2 separate regions of the Homo sapiens genome follow, and region 1 is linked to region 2. A link is a contact called in ENCODE Hi-C or POLR2A ChIA-PET data. All regions are on one chromosome and are shown on one strand. Each heading gives the region's core, a stretch centred on a gene start or an enhancer-like site at or near the end of the contact. The rest is flanking DNA. Distances are from core to core; before and after follow the strand shown. Region 1 holds the start of MRPL57 (mitochondrial ribosomal protein L57). Region 2 holds the start of MTMR6 (myotubularin related protein 6).

Region 1 (6,489 bases), core at 2,569-5,068, 4.1 Mb before region 2:
CCTTTTTTATGTTTAGATACACAAATACTTACCATAATGTTACAGTTGCTTACAGTATTCAATGCAGTCGCATGCTATACAGGTTTGTGGCCTAGGAGCGACAGGCTACACCATACAGCCTAGGTATGCAGTAGGTCATATCATCTACGTTTGTGTTACATATGCTCTATGATGTTCGCACAATAACAAAATTGCCTAACGTTGCTCAGAATGTATCCCCATTAAGTAACATGACTGTATAACATACATACTGAAAAGCATACAAATCCTAAGTATATAGTTTAATGAACTTTATAAAATGAGCATACCTGCACAACTGGCCCTCAGCTCAAGAAAAAGGAGAAACAGAGCCTTAGTAGAACTCTAGAAGCCCTCTTATAGTCTCTCCCTTCCCCACAAGGGTAAACTTTAGCCTGATTTCTTTTTCTTTTTTTGAGATGGAGTTTCGCTCTTGTTGCCCAGGCTGGAGTGCAATGGTGCGATCTTGGCTCACTGCAACCTTCACCTCCCGGATTCAAGCGATTCTCCTGTCTCAGTCTCCCAAGTAGCTGGGACTACAGGTGTGCGCCACTACATCTGGCTAGTTTTATATTTTTAATAGAGATGGGGGTTTCACCATGTTGGTGAGGCTGGTCTTGAACTCCTGACCTCAAGTGATCCACCCGCCTCGGCCTCTCAAAGTGTTGGGATTATAGGCGTGAGCCACTGCACCCAGCCACCTTACCCTGATTTCTAACGCCATGAAGTAGTTTTGTCACTTATGAACTTGATTTAATGGACTCAAACAATATGTACTCTTTTGCGACTGGCTTCTTTCACTCAACTGTTACATTCTTCCACGTTCGTAATCTAATCCATGTTCATTATTGTGTAGCATTTCCACTGCGTGATACCATATTTATTTATTCTATTGTTGAAACACTTTGGATTGTGCCTAGTTTGGAATTATTATGAATACTCTTGCTTTGAACTTCCTAGAACATGTCTTTGGTACCAACGTATTCATATTTCTGTATGTTAAGAGACTCAGAAAAAGTGCTGGATTATATGTTATGCATATGCTCAACTTCAGTAAATACTGCTAGTTTTCCAACATGATTTTTACAGTTCACACTCCCACCAGCAGTGCATAAGAAGTGCATTTGTTCCTGCTCATCATCACTGGCCATCAGAGAAATGCAAATCAAAACCACAATGAGATACCATCTCACACCAGTTAGAATGGCAATCATTAAAAAGTCAGGAAAAAACAGGTGCTGGAGAGGATGTGGAGAAATAGGAACACTTTTACACTGTTGGTAGGACTGTAAACTAGTTCAACCATTGTGGAAGACAGTGTGGCAATTCCTCAAGGATCTAGAACTAAAAATACCATTTGACCCAGCCATCCCATCACTGGGTATATACCCAAAGGATTATAAATCATGCTGCTATAAAGACACATGCACACTTATGTTTATTGCCGCACTATTCACAATAGCAAAGACTTGGAACCAACCCAAATGTCCATCAATGATAGACTGGATTAAGAAAATGTGACACATATACACCATGTGCAGCCATAAAAAAGGATAAGTTCATGTCCTATGTAGGGACATGGATGAATCTGGAAACCATCATTCTCAGCAAACTATTGCAAGGACAAAAAACCAAACACCGCATGTTCTCACTCATAGGTGGGAATTGAACAATGAGAACACTTGGACACAGGAAGGGGAACATCACACACTTGGGCCTGTCATGGGGTGAGGGAAGGGGGGAGGGATAGCATTAGGAGATATACCTAATGTAAATGACGAGATAATGGGTACAGCACACCAACATGGTGCATGTATACATATGTAAGAAACCTGCACGTTGTGCACATGTACCCTAGAACTTAAAAGTATAATAATTTTAAAAAAAGAAAAAAAAAGTGCGTACTGCTCCAACAACAACAACAACAACAACAAAAAGCGCATTTGTTCCACATCTTTCCAAACACTTGGTAATTTTCTCTTTTTCGTTTTAGCTATCCTGCTGGGTATGCAACTGTACTACATTGAGATTTAATTTGCATTTCCTTGATGACTAATGAAATTTGCATTTCCTTGATGACTAATGAAATTGATGTCTTTTCACATTCCTGATGACCATCTGAAGATAGTTTTTTCTTTCTTAGATGGAGTCTAAGATCGCTCAGGCTGGAGTGCAGTGGCGCGATCTCGGGTCACTGCAACCTCCGCTTCCAGGGTTCAAGCGATTCTCCCACCTCAGCCTCCGAGTAGCTGGGATTACAGGCGCCCACTACTATGCCCAGCTAATTGTTTTGTATTTTTAGTAGAGACGAGGTTTCACCACGTTGGCCAGGCTGGTCTTGAACTCCTGACCTCGGGCGATCCACCCACCTCGGCCTCCCAAAATGCTGGGATTACAGGCGTGTGCCACCGTGCACGGCCAAATCTTTTTTTCTTTTTGAGACGGACTCTTGCTCTGTCGCCGAGGCTGGAGTGCAGTGGCGGATCTCGGCTCACTGCAAGTTCCGCCTCCCGGGTTCACGCCATTCTCCTACCTCAGCCTCCCGAGTAGCTGGGACTACCGGCGCCCGCCACCACGCCCGGCTAATTTTTTGTATTTTTAGTAGAGACGGGGTTTCACCGTGTTAGCCAGAATGGTCTCGATCTCCTGACCTTGTGATCCGCCCGCCTCAGCCTCCCAAAGTGCTAGGATTACAGGCGTGAGCCACCGCGCCGGGCAGAAATAGACATTTTCAAGTGACTGGAGATCATTCATTATATAATTAAAGTAAAAGTAGTCTGCAGGGTGTAATATTTTAAAGCACATTACAATTATGACATTTATGAAATAATTCCAAAATCTGAACTACTTTTTCAACAATTTAAAAAATCTCTAATAAAAAGGGGAATGGTGAATTTTGCTTTATTTATATACACATATTTTTTTAAACCCCAGCACTGTTGAGTACTAGTGTTTGTGTTGGCAACATGGTTTAGCGGGAAAAACACAGAGGTTTACTGCAACTGTGGACCACGTGAGTGAGAAAAAAGTCACTATATGTGTAAAGTATTGTGTAAAGAACGTTAAATAGCTTGATTCTAAGAGAAACTGTTTAGGTTTACATGGTATTTTACTGACAAGCACACATATTGTATGTGACGAAAGCATATCACGTATAAATTAGTATATGTATTATGAGCTCAATCTGTTAATTTAGGTTCTTATTCTTAAGTGCTGCTGTCTCTGTTTATAACGTAATAGTGCTACTTTCATTATCTCAAGAGAGCCGTGGGGTTGTACATGGGTCTAAAACGGACACGCGACAAGGGTTCCTAGGAATAAACCATAAACAGGCCCGGGAGCTACGCTAACGCCAAACGCCGAGCAGTGAGACGCGCAGCACCCGCCCTGCGCCTCGGTGGCAGCCGTCCACGCCGTCAGTGCCTGGCGGTTCCCGTGGGACATACCGTCCACTCGCCACGCCCCTCCGCCCGCGGCGCACCCCACGCACCGTGCCCTGGCCGCCCGCCTCACGCACCGCTTTCCTCTCCGTCCAGCGCTCGCTGCAGCCGGGCCGTCTCGCAGTCCAGCGTGCTGGCCAGAGACCGCAGCTTCCCGCAGAAGCTCCGGATAGGGTCCATGCTGAGCACAGCGGGGAAGGACTCCAGGCGTACGCAGACCCCACCGCTCAGCTCACAGCCTCCCGCCACTAGTTTGAATCTCGGCGCCGGACGCGTCCTCGGCTCTGCGCAGGCGCAGTCCTCTCTCGCGAGAGCCGAAGTCTCTCGCCGAGGCCCCAGGAGACCCCGCGAGACGGGTGCGCTTACGCCACGGCGTCTGCTGGCGGCCGCGGAGACGCAGAGTCTTGAGCAGCGCGGCAGGTGAGTAGCTGTGCGAATTCGGTTCTCTAGGGAGCTCCTTCTTCGCCTGCTGGCCTTACCTGGGCTCCCCGCTTCTCTGGAGGGGAGGCGGTGCGGGAACTCCCGTAGGCGTGAGCTGGAGCGCGCGCCCGCTGCTCTCTCCAGGTCCGGCCGCGCCAGTTCGCCTCCGCAAAGCCCGTCCCTCTCTTCCGCAGGCACCATGTTCCTGACTGCGCTCCTCTGGCGCGGCCGCATTCCCGGCCGTCAGTGGATCGGGAAGCACCGGCGGCCGCGGTTCGTGTCGTTGCGCGCCAAGCAGAACATGATCCGCCGCCTGGAGATCGAGGCGGAGAACCATTACTGGCTGAGCATGCCCTACATGACCCGGGAGCAGGAGCGCGGCCACGCCGCGGTGCGCAGGAGGGAGGCCTTCGAGGCCATAAAGGCGGCCGCCACTTCCAAGTTCCCCCCGCATAGATTCATTGCGGACCAGCTCGACCATCTCAATGTCACCAAGAAATGGTCCTAATCCTGAGTCGTCACCCTTGGATTTTATGGATCACGGAGCTGACCATCTTTACCTGGTCCTGGAACTGAAAAACTGTAGCTTGTGTGAAAATGAGCCTTTGGACCAGTCTTTATTAAAACAAACAAACATGAGTAGTCTGCATATCGAATATCTAGAGCTCTAAACCCCCAATACTTAAAAGTCTAATTGCTGTCCTGTGGTTTCATTAGTCTGATAGGAAGATAGGGATTTCCTCAGTCACAGATGATATTTTGAAGGAAAGCTGCAATAAAGCCACAATGATTTGAGGTCTTTGCTTAAGTATGAGATACTTGATGGGGGCTTTATCATGCAACATTAGTTTGCTTACCTTAAGAATTGCCCAAAAATGAAAGAAAATATGAGCTTTTCAGTTAAACATACTCCTAAAAACATTTTCCGGGATTTTACTACTAAAATTGGACATTTAAGCGAAGTAAAAGAGGCCGGGTGCGGTGGCTCACGCCTGTAATCCCAACACTTTAGGAGTCCAAGGCGGGCGGATCACTTGAGGTCAGGAGTTCAAGACCAGCTTGGCCAAGGTGATAAAACCCGTCTCTACTAATACAAAAAAAATTAGCTGGGTATGTTGGTGCAGGCTTGCAATCCCAGCTACTTGGGACGCTGAGGTGGGAGGATCGCCTGAACCTCAGAGGCAGAGGTTGCAATGAAGCGGAGGTTGCAGTGAGCCGAGAGCATGCCGCTGCACTCCAGCCTGGGAGACTGCATCTCAAAAAAGAAAAATAAACGAAGTAAAAGATATTTATCAGAGCTGTTACAGGAAGGTGTATTTTTTAGCTATTTTGGCAGGGTGCTGTGGTGCTTGCATGTAGTCCCAGCTATTCAGGAATATTGCTTGAGTCCAGCTTGGGCAACATAGCGAGACCCTATCTAAAATAACAATAATATATGGCCAGGCGGGATGGCTCACGCCTGTAATCCCAGCACTTTGGGAGGCTGAGGCGGGCAGATCACTTGAGGCCAGGAGTTCAAGACCAGCCCAACCAACATGGTGAAACCCTGTCTCCACTGAAAATACATAAAATTAGCCGGGTGCAGTGGTGAGGCCTGTAATCCCAGCTACTCAGGAGGCTGAGGCAGGAGAATCGCTTGCACCCAGGAGGTGGAGGCTGCAGTAAGTCGAGATTGTGTCACTGCACTCTAGCCTGGGCGACAGAAAAAGAAAATTTAGGTGGGGAAAAAAATCAGAATTGCGTCTGTGGGAACAGGAATAAAGGAGAAACCACTATTGACTGGGAAGACACACAAAGAACTTTGTCAAAGTTGTATGGCTGAGGCCCACACGGTGGCTCACTTCTGTAATCCCATCACTTTGGGAGGCTTAGGCAGAAGGATCACCTGAGATCAGGAGTTCCAGACCAGCCTGGCCAACATGGCGAAACCCCATCTCTACTAAAAATACAAAAATTAGCCGGGCGTGGTGGCTTACGCCTGTAATCCCAGCACTTTGGGAGGCCAAGGTGGGCGGATCACAAGGTCAGGAGTTCGAGACCAGCCTGGCCAATATGGTGAAACCCCATCTCTACTAAAAATATAAAAATCAGCAAAAAAAATTTAGCCAGGCTTGGTCATGCATGCCTGTAATCCTAGCTACTGGGAAGGCTGAGGAAGGAGAATTGCTTGAACCCAGGTGGTGGAGGTTGCAGTGAGCTGAGATCGTGCCACTGCTCTCCAGCCTGCATGACGGGAGTGAGACACCATCTCAAAAAATACATATAATAATATAAATAAAAATATCTTTTTTGAAAATAATTTAATATACCATGTAATTTACCAGTTGAAGATGTTCGCTTTCAGAATATAATAAAAATAGTCAAAAACTTTGTGTTTCTAAATACATACTGTATATAGTAGTGTAATACAGTACCCTATACAATATGCATTTGGTGACACAGTATACAGCACTCTATACGGTTGGAACTATTTTATATTTGAGGAAACATTTAAGGAACTGTCCACAGTTACAGCCAGTGATGAGATGGACTTGAGATTGAATTGCTGTATAATACAGAAATCTTGGGTGAGTACGGTCAACAATAATTTATTGAACATTTAAAAATAGCT
Region 2 (6,656 bases), core at 516-3,015:
GGGGTTTTGCCAGGTTGTCCAGGCTGGTCTCGAACTCCTTACCTCAAGTGATCCGCCCACCTCGGCCTCCCACAGTGCTGGGATTACAGGCGTGAGCCACCGTGCCCAGCCTTTTACCGGTTTTCGATTGTGTGCTATGCACCGTAGAAAGCATATGAAAAATAGAGGAGCTTCGAACTGATGCAGAAGGAAGTCACGTGCACTTAGCTACTACATAATACATATCTGGAACCAATACAAGAACCTGATCCAATGTCCACTCTAGTCCTCTTTTCCTCTGTGCACCTTCTACGAGTTTGGTTATAGACTTAAGCACCCTTCCATTTTCAAAATTTAAGTACCCACAACTTGAATTCTCAAGTTATTTTATCTTTCTTCTCTTAAAAAAAAATGTTAAGGGGTTAGTTTTCAGAATCTTCAATTTTACTAGATACGGTATGCACAATGTTAAAGACAAGCTCCAATAAAAATTTATGTATACCTTTAAAAGGTTTGTGAAACATTTAAAAAATTTTTAAAAACACAAATTCTTCTTGGAACAATGAAGATAACGAACATCTGTGGTTCCCTAAATGAGCCGTAATTTTAAGATGGGCAGCAACTAAAGGGCTTCAGCTTTGCCAAAACGTCAAGAGGCTGCCTTGCAGTGGGCTCGCAGTGATTTTAAAATGTTATTCTTCTCGTCTCGATTTATGTTTTTCTCCCTCTCAAAGTTAAACTTAAATGTCGTTGGAAACGTAATTTGGTAACATTCTGATGTCATTTCCTTCCGTTTTTAAATTTGTAACGAAATAAAAATATTTGTTCGTTCTCAAAATGAAGGTCTTCCACACACAAAAATTAAGCATGGAGTGCAATAAGGTCAATCGAATAAAGCTGCATCCGACCTTTTAAAATATGGAATAACATTTTTCCCTTCTCCAGAACTCTTGACTACTGACACAGGACAATGCCTGAAGTATGAAGCACAGACACGGAAACACCGGATGCGAAAGACTGGAGACCGAGACAGCAAAGGGAGGTGGAGCGGAGTGCTGATCTCGGTTCCTCCAAAACTCGTACTGTGAATCTGTGACACGGGACAATGAAATGTGAGCAAGGACAAGCTTACACAGCATCATAATGTTAATTTGAAGACGGTTTTCCGGTTGATGAGGCAACGAAAGGCTGAAAGACTCCAAAGTTAAAGGAGCCCCAATTTTGCCCGAGAAAACGTAGAGCTAGGAGGGCGGTGACCAGTTTTCCCAGACTTATCTCTACGCACTCCAAGATGCTGAAAGTGGGACCCCTGCTCCTGTAGGTACAGGAGGCCTCTGCACCCCGCTTGGCCCAAGCTAACCCTGCCCTCCCAGACCAGGCCTGGCCAGACCCTCCCGCCCCGGGCCGGGTCTCCGCCGGGCCGGCTCCCAGCCCCAGTCAGGCCAGCAGAGCCTTCGTCTCCTCCTGCCTCAGCCGGGTCAGAGCAGGGCCCCTGAAGACTGGCGATCCCGCGCCCGACTACCTTGGTCGTCCGGATATGCTCCATCGCAAGGAGACGTCAGCCGGCAGCCGGTCTCACAGGCGTACCATACGGCTACAGAAACAGGGCGGTGACAGCGACAGAGAGCAAGCGGGAACTCCCTCCACCAGCCAGCGCCGCGGGTCTGTCTGCCGGCCCCGGTGGCGTCAACGGCGCAGGTGCAGCCGGTGAGCGCCGTCTCCTAGAAACACTTCCCCAAACCCCGCGGCCTCCCGGGGGACTCGGGGCAGGCAGACAGAGCGTGTGTGGACCGAGAGCGGCTTGCTGGTTCGTCCCGGACAGCGGCGGATCCCACAGCGCCCCCTGCTGGAGGAGGCCGGTACTGCTCACCACCCCACCCGAGGCGGTCTTTGTCATCCCGCCGAGCGGACGCGCGGGGCGGTCGGGGAGGAAGACTGCGTGAGAATGGATCCCGAGTAAAGGGTTCTTGTGGGGTGAGGGCAAGAGTGGAGGATGTTCTGAAGTCCATCGCCATACCACTGGACAGCACCAAATTTAGTTTGAGCTGCAGTTCTACTCATAAGAATGTATTCTAAGGAAATAATCAGATTTGGAGTTATTATTCTAAGGAAATAACCAAATAAGGAAACCAGCCTTATTTGAAACAATCAACTCTCCAATCCTACGGATTCCTTATGTAAAGTATGATGATTAGCTAGTCCTCAATCTGGTCTGGTGTCAGAGTCCCGCCTCCTACCTCAATTTCATACGATGTTAGCACCAGCATCCATTAAAACTCATCCTGTAGAGGGATATCACATAACGAAAATGTTAATGCTGCATTACTGAGTGAAGAAAAAACTGACTATGGAACAATAAGTTCAATGTAGCCGTGCTCTGTAATTTTTATTTATGTAAACAAAAAGTTTACATTTCTAGGTGAGGGTTACAGGTAATTTTTGTTAGAACACGTCTAATGTGGTACTTCTCAGCCTGGAGTGAGTTTTCTCCCCGGGGGACATTTGGTAACATCTGGAGATATTTTTGGTTGTCTCAAATGGTGGTGGTGGGGGGGTGGCGGCGGGGGGCAACTGGTGGGTGGAGGCCAAGTCACAAGTCGGCTGCTGAACACCCTACTAGGCACCAGACCAACCCCCCAACTACAGGGAATTATCCGGCAGATGACAACAGTGCAGAGGTTGAGAAACCCTGCTCTATGCCAGGCGCGGTGGTTCACGCCTGTAATCCCAGAACTTTGGGAGGCTGAGGCGGGCGGATCACTTGAGGTCAGGAGTTAGAGTCCGAGAAACTCTGCTCTACGTTTTGTAAGTATTCTGTACTAAGCCGGTTAAGGTTTGTAATCTTCATCTTTCATACTGTGATTGGTGTTAGAAAAGCCTAACATCTAAATTTTCTTTTATAATTAAAAATTTTGTTTCACTTATTTGTTTCATTTTGTTCAAGTTGTCTTGGTTTGTTTTGTTTTGAGTGCCTACGATGTTTCAGACAGATTGCCAAAGCAATGGAGATGGTTATTAAACACAACAGCCTTTGCGGTGGAGTTGCTGACTCCTCTAAGCTAAATATGTAATAAGAGTTACATTAAACCACCTAGAAACCAACCTTAGTACAGTATCACATCCACCCCCTCCCCCCGAAAAAAAACCCCACAAATCCTGCTCAGAAAAAAAAAAAAATATATATATATATATATATACACATATATATATATATATATATACATATATATATATATACACATATATATATATATAGAGAGAGAGAAAAGTAATGTAGGTCTTTACTGAGGATTGCTTTTTGAGAAAACAGAAAGAGGTGAATTGTATAGCATACAGCAAGACTTTCTTAACAAAACTTTTTATATCATTTTCCTCCCAATTTACAACTTCCTCCTTCCCCATTCCCCTACAGATTATCCTCCCTCTTCTCATCTCCTCACTTCCTGTGTCCTCTCTTTACCAATTCTCACAGAGAGGCAATCATAATGATGTCAGGTGACCAAATGTACTGAGTGCTTTACGGGTATTCTGAGGAAAATGCTATTGCTTTCTTTATTTTAGAGATGAGACAAGCGAGACACAATGAAGTGAAGTAACTTGCCCAATATCACATAGCAGATAAAGCCAAGATCCATGTTATAAAGCCAGACAGGCTGACTTCAGAGTCTGTATTCTTAACAACTGTTTTACATTGATTTGCTTCTCAAAATCCATATTAAAGTTCTATTTATGTTAATATGATAGGCTAGAAAATTACCTAGCTTTACAGAAAGAAAGTAAAATAACAGATAAAATATTAAATGACGTTTCTTTGACTCTTGAGTTGAATACTCTTGCACTAGATAGAATATTCCTTATGGTTAAATCTGGCAATCACTCAGTTCCATTATCTTTCCTCGAGACATCTCTTTAGAGGTCTCCAGATGCTTCTAGGAGCCTTTTCTCCTTTTGCTCCAGTTTGCACTTGTGTTCTCTGAGCCTACTGAATGGATATTATCCTGGGACTCTCCTCACCATGGGCCTGAGAAATGTGTTGGTTACTTGTGCTGAATTTTTAGATCCTGTGGTTTATCTTTCTTGATTTACTTACTTGCATTGTTTTATTCTGATGTAGTATATTCTGTATTAACTTCCTGAGAAAGGGTGAATGGAGCATAAATCCTTGACGGGAAGTTTGGCTAGGTCTAGAATTCTGTAATTTTAATTAGGATTTTGAAAGCTCCCAGAGACATATCCTGACTTTCAATGCAGTTGTTCAGAAATCCGCTGGCATTCCGATTTCCCTTTAGGTGTCGCTTCTACTTTCTCAGGATGCTTTTTGGATCTCTTTATCTCCAATGGTCTAAAATTTCAACATAATAAAACTTAGCTTTCTTGTTTATTTTTCTGCCCAGTGTTTTGAGCTCTGTAATCTGAAAACATAAGTCCTTCAATTCTGGGACATTTTCTTGTATTATTTCTGTAATAATTACTGTTTCGTTCTTTTTCCTTCTTCCTTTTTCTTTTTTCCCTTTAAAAATTTTTTTTATTCTTCTCACCTCTCTTCTCTCCCTCATCTTTCTTCTTTCCTATTTCCCTCCTGTCCTTTCTCCTTTCTTTTTATTTTGTTTTATTTTTATTTATTTATTTTTGAGACAGGGTCTCACTGTGTCACTGAGGTTGGAGTGCAGTGGCACAATCTCAGCTCACTACAGCCTCAACCCCTCAGGTTCAAGCAATCTTCCCACCTCAACCTCCTGAGTAACTGGGACTACAGGCGTGCACCACCAAGCCTGACTAATTTTTGTATTTTTTGTAGAGACGGGTTTTTTCCATGTTGCCCATGCTGGTCTCAAACTCTCGGGCTCAAGTGATCTGCCTGCCTCAGCCTCCCAAAGTGCTGGAATTACAGATGTGAGCCACTGTGCCCAGCCCCTTTCTTTTTTCAGTAGAAATTCCTGGTCTGACTTCCTAATTTTACTATTCTTTCACTCCTATTTTTTAAGAATTTACCTTTCTAATCTACTCTCTAGGAAATTCTTAATACTTCATTGTTTCTAATATTTTTAGAATACTCCATTATTTCTAATATTTTTAATTGCTGCAATTATATATATGTACATGTGTGTATGTATGTGTATGTATATATATATACACACATATACATGCACATACATATATAATTGTAGACAAACCTTGTGCTCAGATCTTGGATTCTTCTTTTTCTTCCTTTTTTGTCTACTGAGCACAAGGTTTGCCTCCCAAAGTGCTGGGATTACAGGCATGAGCCACTGTGCCTGGCTTATATTTTTAATTTCTAAGTGTTTTCACTTTAAATAGACTTTATTTTTATTTATTTATTTATTTTTTAGAGATGAGGTCTCGCTATATTGCCCAGGCTGGAGTGCAGTGGCTGTTCATAGGTGTGATCATAGTGCACTACAGCCTCAAACTCCTGGGCTCAAGCAACCTTCCTGTCTCAGCCTTCTGAGTAGCTGGGAATACAGGTATGCTATACCACAAGATGCTCCAGGCTCATCTTGCATCTTTCCCACCCCAGCCCTAGAATCATCCATTTCCCCAAGGAGCCCTGGTTCCTTTTATTGGAAAATGTTATTAGAATCCAAGATCTGTTCTGAACCCAAGATGACCTAACTGGAAAAAAAAAGAATCCAAAATCTGAGCACAAGGTTTGTCTACTAGAATGTTATTGTTTCTAAGTGAAGAGATCTTTTTGGTTACATACATTTTCCTATTTTTCTTTGTTTTTCAGTTTGTTCATTTATTTGTTTTCTAGCCTCCTGCTCTGATACATGTAAGAGCTCATCTCTCCTAGGTGAATAATAGTTTTCATTTATTTATGTATTTCTTGTAATTTTTGCTTCCTGAACCCTATTCCTTTTAGGTTCTCTCTACGTTTGCTGTTTTGGTCTCTGACTTTGATGTCAGAAGCGATCCTCCAATATCTAATCATCTTTAATGGTCCTTTCCAGCAATAAAATGCTGATTGGAAACTTACTCTTTATAGGAGAATTTGCCTATTGTTAAGCTTCATTATTGAATGATGGGGTAGGGGCTTGGTACTTTTGTTGGGGGTCCCTACATCATTATTTGAAGACCCTGTGCATGTGAAAGGCACAGGGAGCTCTGGGAACAGATGTCCTGTTAGCAGCAGTAGCTGAGTAGAAGCCCCAGTCAGGTACCATATATAGGATCCAGATGATCCAGGCCATCTGCCTCTCTGTTGCCAGCTCTCCCCTTGGTGATTACTGCAAGGAACAAAGAGACCCATTTCCCCTCAATACAAGGGGTGGGAAATGAAGAGACATTGGAAAGAGAAGAGGTTCATTCACTAATATTTGTTTTATTGTTAGTAATATTTATAAAGCACACGATCCAGTTTCAGAGGATTCAATATGCACCTGTGTTCCTACATTCCTATCCTTCCCTTTAAAAATGTTGACATACAATAAAATTCATCAGATTAAGCATTTTCTGCTGCCTGATCTCATCAATTATGCCAAGAGCACACTTAATACTGTTACAATTCAATTGAGTAGTCCACTGCAACTTACAAACTAATCTGAAGGAAGATAATCAGGAAGAGACTTGTTTTTAGGGTTAGTTAGACTGGTGAATATCAAAATACCAGTGTAATCATTGACCACAAGAAAGCAGATGGGAATGAAAGTCAGCAT

Evidence for each region. A loop is a pair of places that touch in the nucleus more often than their neighbours do. ChIA-PET counts read pairs that join two places held with the same protein, here RNA polymerase II (POLR2A). Pooled maps may share reads with other maps.
Region 1: a loop to region 2 is called in a map of B cell, with 12 times the contacts of the local background. The contact joins the promoter of MRPL57 here to the promoter of MTMR6 in region 2. A Hi-C loop is called at or near these places in 1 of 168 maps with a recorded cell type or tissue (B cell) and 6 of 50 pooled maps. POLR2A ChIA-PET finds 5 or more read pairs at or near these places in 1 of 52 experiments (activated CD4-positive, alpha-beta T cell).

Annotation. Positions count from the first base shown.
Region 1 is chr13:21,172,840-21,179,328 of GRCh38, forward strand. It overlaps MRPL57 (mitochondrial ribosomal protein L57), which reads left to right and starts at 3,819. Exons shown (of 2, transcript NM_024026.5): 1 at 3,819-3,878; 2 at 4,073-6,245. The coding sequence starts at 4,078. The coding sequence ends at 4,386. SKA3 (spindle and kinetochore associated complex subunit 3) reads right to left here and starts at 3,713. Exons shown (of 9, transcript NM_145061.6): 1 at 3,536-3,713. The coding sequence starts at 3,638. RefSeq lists enhancers at 1,786-2,508, 3,231-3,953, 3,969-4,288.
Region 2 is chr13:25,285,723-25,292,378 of GRCh38, forward strand. MTMR6 (myotubularin related protein 6) reads right to left here and starts at 1,766. Exons shown (of 14, transcript NM_004685.5): 1 at 1,502-1,766. The coding sequence starts at 1,525. RefSeq lists enhancers at 1,146-1,766, 1,470-1,809, 1,910-2,079.